Linked DNA regions of Homo sapiens: regions 1 and 2 are each linked to region 3. The links are chromatin contacts, found by Hi-C or POLR2A ChIA-PET in ENCODE. All regions are on one chromosome and are shown on one strand. The core of a region is the stretch at or near the end of the contact, and the rest is flanking DNA. Distances in the headings are between cores, read along the strand shown. Region 1 holds the start of CASP9 (caspase 9). Region 2 overlaps CROCC (ciliary rootlet coiled-coil, rootletin). Region 3 holds the start of CPLANE2 (ciliogenesis and planar polarity effector complex subunit 2).

Region 1 (3,752 bases), core at 465-2,964, 710 kb after region 3:
TGGGGCTGAGGTTTTGGTGCTCAAGAGATTATATTCTAAGGTGGATTCTTAAGAGTGTGGCTTACAGAGTCAGGTTCGGGTTTCAATCCTGCCTGCCTCGGCCACTTAGTACCCAAGTGACCTTAAACATTCGTTTCCCTGAACCCTAGGGTCTACATCTGTAAAACCGGCGGGGGGTGGGAATACTTTCCTGGCAGGATTGTAGTTAAGGATAAGTGAAATAAGCATGAAAAGTGGCTAGCACGATGCCTGGGACTTAGCAAATGCTCAGTAAACAGAAACGATTATTTTTGAAATGTGAAAATGAACCGTTCAGAACGATGGGAGTTTACAGGACTAGATTTCTGCCGTTTTTTTTTTTTTCTGTGTGGGAGGTGTTAGGGTGGGAGGGAGGGAAGAGGGAATGGAAGACTGTGTAAGGTGGGCTTGGTTGGATCAGACACTCGAGTTTGGAACAGTCAACTGCGATCTGGGCACAAGGGCGGTGAGGGGAGCTTATGGTTTTACTTGGGGTGGAGGAGGGGGCTAAGGGGAAGCCATGCCCCGGAGGAGGTTGAATGGGCGGGACAGATCACGGCTCCACTCATGGTTTCCCTCTTGCTGGAAGTGTGACGACTCCCTCCGGATCTCTGTAAAAGCGGGGCTATAGTGAATTCTGGCGAAGGGCCCGCGGTGGACCAGGAACTGGTGCCAGAATTGCAAAAGGGCACCTGCGCCCGGAGTGGGGAGGTGATGCGGGGGCGGGGCGGGGCCCTGGGGGCGGGGCGAGTCGCGGAGGTGCCGCCTTGGGGCGGGGCGGTGACAGAAGGATGGATCCTGGGGGTGAGGATTGACTTTGGGGGCGGGGCGAGAGTGCGAACTGGAGTCTGAGGCTGAGCGGTGACGCAAGGACGATTCTGAGGGTGGAGCGAGGGGAGGGGATTGGCTCTTGGAGGCGGGGCGGTGGCACGAGGCTAGCCCTTGGGGGCGGGGCGGTGGCGCAAGATTGACCTTGGGGGCGGGGTGGGGGCGTGGGTTGAATCCTGGGGGCGGGGCGGTGGCGCGGAATGGATTCTGGGGTCGGCGCGAGGCGCTGAGGTGCGTCCTGAGGGCGGGGCGATGACGCAGAGCGAATCCTGGGGGCGGGGCGAGACCTTCTAGATGCGTCCCGGGGAGTGGGCGGTGACGCGGTGGCAGGTTCTGGGGACAGGCGGTGACCCCAGAATTGACCCTGGGGACAGGGCGAGGCGCGGAGGCGTCCTGAAGGCGAGGCGGTGACGCAAGAGCGAATCCTTGGGGCGGGGCGAGGCGTTGGAGATGCGTCCTGCGGGCGGGACGGTAACGCGGGGGCGGGGCGGTGACGTGAGGTCAGTGCGGGGATACGGGGCGGGTTCTGGGGCGGGGACGCAGTGGTGGATTCTGGAGCGGGGCGGTGACGTGGGGCGGGTTCTGGGGCGGGGCGGTGACGCGGAGCGTGTTCTGGGGCGGCGCGGTGATGGGAGGCTTGGCCCTGGGGGCGGGGCGAGGCGCAGAGGTGCGTCCTGAGGGCGGGGCGGTGACGCAAGAGCGACTCCTGGGGGCGGGGCGAGGCCTTGGAGATGCGTCCGGAGGCGGTGGGGAGCGAAGACTGACCCGGGGCCGTGACGCGGGGGCAGGCCCTGGGGCGGGGGCGGGTCCTGGGGACTGGGGCGGGCGGCCGAGGCCCGGAAGCGGACTGAGGCGGCCTGGAGTCTTAGTTGGCTACTCGCCATGGACGAAGCGGATCGGCGGCTCCTGCGGCGGTGCCGGCTGCGGCTGGTGGAAGAGCTGCAGGTGGACCAGCTCTGGGACGCCCTGCTGAGCCGCGAGCTGTTCAGGCCCCATATGATCGAGGACATCCAGGTGCGCCCCCGGCCCCCTGTCCCCGCGCTGCACGGCCGGGTCCCCACGCCCCTCGAGGAGGCGTTGTGCGGGAGCCTAGCCTTCCCTGTGGCTTCAAACCCCTCAGCGGAGCCAAAGAATCCCAAACACCTCTTAGTCGGGTGTTCGCTAAAGCGATTCCATGCCATACTCAGTCAGCGTACACTGTTAGTGCTTGTGTTTCTTGTGTAAAGGAAAAATGTGAGACACATCTTGAGAACTTTGAATAAGAAACAATTCATGAATTGGAGAACATCAGACTGAAAGAGCTTTAGTGTTGCAATGACAAAACGTCAGAGGCAAGTATTTATTGGGAAAATGTGGAAGCAAAATAAAGAAATTATTTGATTGGTTTGCAGTTACAAAATTGCCTTTTTTTTTTAAGGTCTGTTAATTGACTGCTTTTGGCTGGTCTTAAGTTTTATTTCTCTCTAACATAAGCATTTATCAGATATGACCCAAGTTAAATTTTGCTTATGTTTGCAGTTTAAGCAAGATTTAGGTCACTTAGGATACCTGATTGGTTTTGTCTGCTCAGGAATTCTTCATGGTTGGTCTCCATTTTAATTTACGTTAATACTTGCGAGGAAGGAGGCGTGTGCGTTTTTACTTTTCTAGCATAGAGGTTTCGGGAACCCACTTTGGCATCAGGCTGCCTGGCAGCGTGTTCTTGGGCCAGTCACTTACCCTCTTTGAGCCACAGTTTCTGGGCTGTGAAATGGGAATAAGAATAATACTGTCATAAGGACTAAATGAAATAACGGATGTGAAACTGTAGTGCTAGGCACAGAGCGGGGGATCAGCGTACCCTGCCCTCTTTGGCCAGCCCCTTCTGTGTTCAGTTTATGTTTTGTTAAGAGGTTTTGGAAATGAGGGGACCTGATGCAGAATGGAGAATAATGAAGTCAAACATTTGAGGTTTTGTTTAAAAGCACTTTCCCATCTTTGTCTCATTTGACCCTCATCACAGGCCTGTGAGGATGCAGGAGATATTTCCTACCATGAGGTGCAGTAGGTGTGAGTGGCTGGCTGGATATCCCTGGCCAGTGCCCTGGCCCAGGGAAAGAGTCTTTAAATAATTGAGTATCATATGAGTAATTATTCATTAATAATAAAATAAGTTTTGTGCCTTCTGTGTGGCCCCTACTGGGGAACAGTAATGGTTTGAGGCCACAGTCCTTGCCTTCAGGAATGTTCACGGGGATCACAAACTCAAATGCCCATGGAGGACCAATGGATGGGCGTCATAGTGGATAGCCTTTGCACTGCCCTCCGTCTCCAGCTGAGTATGGCCATATCAACAAATGGCCCAGTATTGCCACATCTTACACTTATTTTGAGGCAGGGTCTCACTCTTGCCCAGCCTGGAGTGCAGGGATGAGATCATGGCTCACTGCGACCTTGACCTCCTGGGCTTAAGTGGTCTTCCTGCCTCAGCCTTTAGAGCAGCTGGGACTTTAGGCACATGCCACCATGCCTGGCTAATTAAAAAAAATTTTTTTTTTGTACAGATAGGAGTCTTGCTATGTTGCCTAGATGAGTCTCAAACTCTTGGCCTCAAGTGATTCTCCTGCCTCAGTGTTGGGATTACAGGTGTGAGCCACTGTACCCGGCCCAGCTTTCACATCTTAAAAAAGAAGCTGAAAATCTTGATTCCTCTGTCAAATTCCCTGGCTTAAAATGTTAGCAACAAATTCAGAAATTTTTTAAGAACCTTGTGGGAACCACAGGTTGCCATTTTGCCATTCAGTATGGCTGAAAAACAGGCAGGTTTTGGAACCAGTTGGATCTGGGCTCTCATCCTGGCCTTGTTACATATTAGCAAGTTGTAAAAAACCACAACCAATGAGCCAAACAAACAGAAAAACCCTATG
Region 2 (3,664 bases), core at 1,036-3,535, 710 kb before region 3:
ACCCAGAGTCAGTGTTCTAGTAACTTCCCTGGCCCCTTGCCTTTCTATATGCTGAGGTCTGAGTGGCTCTTCATATGCAAACAGTACTTCTTAGCAAATGAAAGTGCTTTCCTGCTGTACATTAGGTCAGTATTTCCCAAATGTGGTTGTGGACCCTCTGCATCAGGATTACCAGGGCTGGACCAGATTTGGGACCTGGGAATCTGCATGTCTAATAAGAACCACAACCTCCCCATCCCCCCAGTCCTCCTAGCTGTCCCCAGGACCTCCACAACAGAGAGGAAGTCCCATTTCACAGATGTAGAGACCGAGGCAGAGCAAGAACGATGATGAAACACTGGCTCAGAGTCCTGCCCACCCCTCCCCAGCTGCCTGAACCTTTTCACGCTGGAGTCGCTGTAAGTCCTCCTCGTGAGCTGCCCGCTGCTCCCGCAGAGAGGCCTGGGCCTCCCGCTCAGCCTGCACCAGCTTCTGGGCCATCAGCTCCTTGTCTAGACTGGCTTTCTCCTGTGTAGCTATTATTTGCTGCCGCAGGCCCGCCAACTCCCCTGCACGAGAGGAATGGGGGAAAGGGCAGGGTTGGGTTGAAACTTTTCCTTGGGCCAGCAGACTTAGGCCAGGTGAGCCACATGGGCAAAATCCCAGAGGCAGAGGGCCTGCCTGGCATCTAGTTTGGGTCCTCTTGAAGTGGCTTGCCCTCTCTGGGCCTCAGTTTCCCTATATGCTACATGGGCCCACTGGCCCTGACCCCTTTCCTGCCTACCTAGAATGGCATTAAAGGCATAAAATGACTGATGAGAAGGCCTCCCAAATGGGACGGATGTCAAACATATAACAACCCTAGGTCAGGTGCCTTGGCTCACGCCTGTAATCCCAGCACTTTGGGAAGCTGGGGCAGGTGGATCACCTTAGGTCAGGAGTTCAAGACCAACCTGGCCAACATGGTGAAACCCTGTCTCTACTAAAAATACAACAATTAGCCAGGCGTGGTGGCAGGCGTATGTAGTCCCAGCCTCAGGGAGGCTGAGGCAGGAGAATCGCTTGAACCCAAGAGGCAGAAGTTGCAGTGAGCTGAGATTGCACCACTGCACTCCAGCCTGGGCAACAAGAGTGAGACTCTGCCTCAAAAAAACAAATAGGCCGGGCGCAGTGGCTCATGCCTGTAATCCAGCACTCTGGGAGGCTGGGTCAGGTAGGTCACCTTAGGTCAGGAGTTTGAGACCAGCCTGGCCAACACAGCGAAACCCTGTCTATACCAAAAATACAAAAATTAGCCAGGCATGGTGGCGGGCATATGTAGTCCCAGCTACTTGGGAGGCTGAGGCAGGAGAATCGCTTGAATGCAGGAGGCAGAAGTTGCAGTGAGCCGAGATCGCACCATTGCACTCCAGCCTGGGCAACAAGAGTGAGACTCTGTCTCAAAAAACAAACAGGCTGGGCGTGATGGCTCATGCCTGTAATCCCAGCAGTTTGGGAGGCCAAAGCGGGTGGATCACCTGAGGTCAAGAGTTCGAGACCAGCTTGACCAACATGGCGAAACCCCGTCTCTACTAAAAATATAAAATTAGCCAGGCATGGTGATGCATGCCTGTAATCCCAGCTACTTGGGAGGCTGAGGCAGGAGAATCGCTTGAACCCAGAAGGCAGAGGTTGAGGTGAGCCGAGATAGTGCCATTGCACTCCCGCCTGGGCAACAAGAGTGAAACTCTGTCTCAAAACAAACAAACAAAAAACAACCCTATTCCTGACTGAGCACTTACTATGGGTCAAGCGCCCAGCTAAGTATTTTAGACATAACCTCATTTTGTCTTCATAACATGCCTATGTAGTTTATCCTCATCCCCATTTAACAGATGATGAAATGGAGGCTCAGAGATCAGCAGCAACTTCCCACAGCTGCACAGCTACACATAAAGCATCTCCTTTAATGACTGACATGAACATACCCGTCAAACGTTAACTATTTATATTAATGGAAATGACTACAGGGAATGGAAATGGTATAGCTACCATCTAAAAACCATCTCCCGGGTTGGAAACCCACCAGCATTTCCCTTCCTGGTTCTGTCTGGCTCAGGTGTACATGGACAGGAAAATTAATTTCCATGACCCAAGTAGGTGCTTAGTTAATGTTAGGTGAGCAGAAAGAAGCCCTGAGTTCAGAGACTGGATGGGAACGGTGCAGGGAAGTGGGGCTGGGATTCTGGGGCCAAGAGAGTCATCTGAAAAGCACAGAGAACTCAGACTAACAGGCCTGATGACCGATGAACGGCAGTTACTGTTGACTCAGCCAGGCACCGTGCCACGGCCTTACACGCTTTTCCCACGTCATCCTGGCAACAGGCTTAGAAGGTGGGCATTGCCACCTCCAATCATCAGCTGAGGAATCTGCAGCCCAGAGAGGAAAGGGGCTTGCTCAAGGGAAGGTGAGATCTAAGTGGTGGCACAGGACTGGAACCCAGGCCAGCCAGACTCCTACTCCAGTGCTCCCAACTTCTGTGAGACCCCAGACCTTGGGAGGCTGCAGTCTGGGCTGGAACCTGGTGTTCCCCCCAAGTCCCCAGCCCCTCGTACCAGTCAGGGTCTCCTTGGCCAGCAGCAGGGCCTGCCCCTCGGCTTCCAGCTGCTCCCGGCGGGCCTCAAGCTGGGCCAGCTGCCGTTGCACCTCAAACAGGCTGCCCTCCAGGGCTTCCTTCTCCAAGCTGCAGCACATACAGTCCCTGAGGCCCTGGGACTCAGCCTCCCTGGCCCCAGGAAACTGTGGATCTCAGGGAGTGGCCAGGCATGGGCCAAGTGCCAATCTACCTGCCTGGCCAGGCCCACACTCCCTGGGGAAGCCTGAGCCACAGCTAGGACGAGTCGGCAAGCCAGACTCCTTAGTAACTGCCCCTGGGGGCCCGTGCCTGCGTGTGGCTGGTCATGGTGTGGCCCCAGGAGGACCCCCCAGGGCGGGTTGGGCAGAGCCCAAGGCCTTACCGCAGGCGTGTGGCCTCCTCTGACAGGGTCCTGCCTTCACGCTCCGCAGCCACCAGCTGCACAGCCAGGCCAGCGTGCTCCTTGGCTAGCGCCTCCTTCTCACGGGCCGCTCGCTCCAGCGCCTCCACTTGCCGCTGGGCCTCCCGCCGGGCCTGCTCCAGCTCCTGCTCCCGCCCGCTCAGCTGCCGGGAGAGCTGGCCCCCACCCAGAGACTGAGTAGCACTCCCAGCGTCCCCCAGCTTGTTCATCGTGCAGCACCCCAACTCTGGGCCTAACCCAGTCCTGGCAGAAGGCCTGGGTTTGAGCCCAGGGTCTGCCCTGATGTGCTACATGTACTTGGGCAAGTCATGACCTTCTCTAGATCTGCAATGCACGTGTGTACAAAAACCAGGGCCCAGCCAGGTACGGTGGTGCGTGCCTATAATCCCAGCACTTTGGCAGGTGGATCACTTGAGGTCAGGAGTTCAAGACCAGCCTGGCCAACGGGGTGAAACCCTGTCTCTACTAAAAATACAAAAATTAGCCGGGCGTGGTGGTGCACGCCTGTAGTCCCTGCTACTTGGGACGCTGAGGCAGGCGAACAGCTTAAACCCTGGAGGCGGAGGTTGCAGTGAGCCCAGATCGTGCCACTGCATTCCAGCCTGGGCAACAGAGCAAGACTCTGTCTGGAAAAAAAAACAACAACAAA
Region 3 (3,740 bases), core at 223-2,722:
TCCCCTCTCTTAGACATAATGGGCCTTAAAAATCTGTGAGTTCGTAGTCCTCTGGCTGCTTTCTGCTTCCCTAGGAACAGCCCTCCTAGTGGCTAGGGGCAAAGTTTTAAAAACACAAAACCCAAACTGGCAGAACAGATAAGTACTTTAGAGTCAGGTAAGTGTGGGTTCTTTTTTTTTTTTTTTTTTTTTTTTTGACAGGGCCTAGCTCTGTCACTCAGGCTGAAGTGCAGTGGCATGATCTCGGCTCACTGCAACCTCCATTTCCCGGGCTCAAGCAATCCTCTCATCTCAGCCTCCAAGTAGCTGGGACTACAGGCGTGCACTACTGTGCCCGGCTAATTTTTGTATTTTTTTTTTTGTAGAGGCAGGGTCTTACTATGTTGCCCAGGTTGGTCTCAAACTCCTGAGCTTAAGCAATCTGCCCGCCTCAGCTTCCCAAAGTGCTGGGATTACAGGCGTGAGCCACCACACCCAGCCAGCTGTGGGTTCTGAGTCGGTTTCACACTGACTAGCTGTGCGGTGTGACCTCAGACAAGTCACGTTATGTTTCTGAGAGTCTTCGTCAGTACAAGAGGGTAATACTATTTACACAGGTTTGTTTATAGAATTAAATCAGGTGACCCCTGTAAAGTCCCCACTGTCTGGCACTTGGGTGGCCTTAGGTAAAGCTTAACTCCTAAATTATTCCTTTCAAAACAGTGATTTGCCCTACTTGAAGGCATTGCGGAAAGATAATGGTAAAAATTAAATGTAATAGACAAACTCTCAGTAATGACCCACCTGCACTCTTTCCAACCAGTGGGCATTTACTGAGCACCCACCTTCTGGGTAACAGGCCTGGTGTCCAGTGCTGGAACGGTGGAGAGGAGCTCAGAGTTTCAGAGCTGAAAAGTCAGCTCCAGGAGAGCAGGGACTTCTTGTTGGCCACTGTATTCCCAGCTAGGTGCTCAGTATTTGTTGAATGAATGAATGAATGAAAAATACAATCCAGCGGGCCTCTGACTCATTTTTTAAAACTTGAGCCAAGTCCCTTGACCTCTCTGAGCTGGTGTGTGTCCCCATCAGTGAAGCCAGAGATGTTTAAGTCATCTAGAGGTCCTGCCAAGCAGGATTAATAGAGCAATAATATTAATAATAGCAACAATCATAACTAAACATATGGAGCACTGCTATGGAGGGAATAACATGTTACGTCCACGTTATAGAAGAGGAAACTGAGACACAGAGAAGCATGAAAGGCTCCTGGAGGGGGGGTTTCATGATGTTTTGGAAGAAAGACTAGGGATCGGACGGAGTCATAGAGAAGAGGATCCACAACCCAGAGGAAAAGGCCTAGTCCAGAGCCACCGCGCGGCGCAGGCTGCGGACGTTGTAGGAGGGACGAACGCCTCCCGGAACCCGCCCAACCCAACCTCCGGCGTCTCCATGGCAACAACCTCCGCACATGCGCCGCGCGCACCTGCGCCGGAGCTGCCAGCACGCGCAGAAGGCGGACGCAGGCGGGGCGGAAGTGGGCCCGGCGGGCTGGGGCGGCGGGAGTGCGGGTGGGCGTTTAAAGGGGCCTTCGGCACCCAGGTCGGTTCGCCGCCGGGACTGCTGACGGGGAGGGCTAGGTAGCCCTGGGAGTCGGGATCTAGAAGGTAGAGGAGAAGCGGGGCTGTCTGACCCCCGGAGGTGACAAGGGGAGAGGGGCTGTGTGAATACCCTCCATGGGCAGTAATGGGATGACTATCCCCAGGGAGCATTGCGAAGGAGAGAGGCGGCTGAGGGACTGCACTTTCTGGGGCCCCCCGGGAGAGTCAGAGGGCAGTTAAGAGGGATCACAGGCCCGGCTTGGTACTGTCACTCCCCTTCCCACTCCCTGCTCTCAGCATTCTGTCACCTCCCTACCCCGTCGCGGTGCCCAGCCATGGCCAGACCTCCCGTGCCCGGTTCGGTGGTTGTCCCAAACTGGCACGAGAGTGCCGAGGGCAAGGAGTACCTGGCTTGCATTCTGCGCAAGAACCGCCGGCGGGTGTTTGGTAAGTGCCTCCCCCTTTCCTCTAGCCCGCCACTTGTCTTTCCCTGGGGAGAAGAGTGTCACCTGTTGCTCCCTGAGGAGAGCAGAGAGGCAGGGCAGTGAGGGCCTGCTCCACTGCAGTCTTCAGCAGTCTTCAGCCTGGGGGACTGAAAGCCCTAGCTCTGGGACCCCCACACCTAAATCTCCTTAGAGCTAATTCCATCGTCAGAGCCAGGAACATGGAAACAGCAGAAACCTTGCCAGCAACCACTGTCACCAGAGATGCAGTTGATTGAGCACTCCCCTGGTGCCAGGCCCTCTGTTGGGCACGTTACACAGTGCACGCCCATTTAACCTCTCAACAGCACATGGTACAGACTTGGCTAAGATCACACCCCAATAAATAGAGGTGAGCCTCTTCCATGTCCTGCTGTCTCTGGGATGAGACGCTGGTGTTCCCCATGGTGAAACTGACTCACCCAGGCAGGGCCCAGCTGTCAGGCCGGCAGAGGTGCCTGGAATCAGCTGTGGAGCCCAGCTCTGGCCAGGAGAAGCAAGGTGCCAGAAGACTTAAGACCAGAGAGTGAGATAGCTAGAACCAAAATTTGTGAATAAGTCAACTGTTTGTTTGTTTTTTTAAAAGAAATTATATTAAATTCAAAAAATGACCCTCTAGAAGGCTGGGCGCAGTGGCCTGTAATCCCAGCACTTTGGGAGGCCGAGGTGGGCAAATCACCTGAGGTCAGGAGTTCAAGACCAGCCTGGCCAACATGGCGAAACCCCATCTTTACTAAAAATACAAAAATTAGCCGGACGTGGTGGCGGGCACCTGTAATCCCAGCTACTTGGGAGGCTGAGGCAGGAGAATCGCTTGAACACAGAAGGCAGAGGTTGCAGCAACCCTAGATCGAGCCATTGCATTCCATCCTGGGTGACAAGAGTGAAACTCCGTCTCAAAAAAAAAAAAAAAAAAAAGACCCTCTAATATGGCCACTGTCCCTCTAATCCCATGATGGCTGGCAACACTGTATTTGGGGTCACACATACCCAGGCAAGTGACCCAGGCTCCACCACTGCTAGCTGTATGGCTGGGAATAAGTGAACTCTAGCCTCAAGTCCCACCTCTGTAAAATGGGGATAATCACAGTATTTACCCCATAGAGTTACTGGGGAAATTAATAAGGAGGGTGTTTGTAACATACCAAGCAGGTTCTGGCATGCAGTGGGTGTTCACTGAAGGTTGGCTGTTATTGTATTTATTTTGCATTTAGTTGTGTTGAGTGGAAGAGAATTGAGTGAAGGTTGAGCTGATTTTCTGGGAACATCATAGAATCCACTGACCATATTATCTATGCCACAGATAGGATTAAGCAGCCATAACTTAGAGGAATGGCAGTGATGGCTTTTAATTTTTGTGTTTTTACTTTAACTGCAGACATTTGGGTTTTTTTTTAACAGCTGGGTTTATGCACCTGAATGTATCATTCAGTGGTTGTCATGCAGGCCCCACAACAAACGCTGAGAGCAGCTAGTAAATAAATATCAACAGACTGACTATAATGCTTAGGCTAGTCTCTTTGTATCCCAGACTTCTGTAAAATTAGGTTGAGTATTAAGAGCCACAGATGAGGCCGGGCACGGTGGCTCACGCCTGTAATCCCAGCACTTTGGGAGGCTGAGGCAGGCAGATCACCTGAGGTTGGGAGTTCGAGACCAGCCTGACCAACATGGAGAAACC

What was found. A loop is a pair of places that touch in the nucleus more often than their neighbours do. ChIA-PET counts read pairs that join two places held with the same protein, here RNA polymerase II (POLR2A). Pooled maps may share reads with other maps.
Region 1: a loop to region 3 is called in a map of CD4-positive, alpha-beta T cell, with 7 times the contacts of the local background. The contact joins the promoter of CASP9 here to the promoter of CPLANE2 in region 3. A Hi-C loop is called at or near these places in 3 of 168 maps with a recorded cell type or tissue (B cell, CD4-positive, alpha-beta T cell and naive thymus-derived CD4-positive, alpha-beta T cell), 3 of 37 single-sample maps with no recorded cell type and 11 of 50 pooled maps. POLR2A ChIA-PET finds 5 or more read pairs at or near these places in 1 of 52 experiments (OCI-LY7).
Region 2: a pooled map shows a loop between it and region 3 (9-fold over the local background). The contact joins the enhancer-like site here to the promoter of CPLANE2 in region 3. A Hi-C loop is called at or near these places in 4 of 50 pooled maps. POLR2A ChIA-PET finds 5 or more read pairs at or near these places in 2 of 52 experiments (GM12878 and activated T-cell).

The regions. Positions count from the first base shown.
Region 1 is chr1:15,522,177-15,525,928 of GRCh38, reverse strand. It overlaps CASP9 (caspase 9), which reads left to right and starts at 1,714. Exons shown (of 9, transcript NM_001229.5): 1 at 1,714-1,860. The coding sequence starts at 1,729. RefSeq lists silencers at 635-1,074, 1,355-1,744.
Region 2 is chr1:16,947,837-16,951,500 of GRCh38, reverse strand. CROCC (ciliary rootlet coiled-coil, rootletin) reads right to left here. Exons shown (of 37, transcript NM_014675.5): 18 at 2,977-3,170; 19 at 2,575-2,702; 20 at 379-548. Among named protein-coding and RNA genes, the nearest start is that of CROCC, 28 kb to the right of the region's middle. Within about 2 kb of position 2,285, at least 9 of the 41 ENCODE cell types and tissues checked have a DNase peak (open chromatin) inside an H3K27ac peak, as active enhancers do.
Region 3 is chr1:16,234,915-16,238,654 of GRCh38, reverse strand. It overlaps CPLANE2 (ciliogenesis and planar polarity effector complex subunit 2), which reads left to right and starts at 1,472. Exons shown (of 5, transcript NM_030907.4): 1 at 1,472-2,024. The coding sequence starts at 1,913. RefSeq lists a silencer at 1,415-1,594 and an enhancer at 1,435-1,979.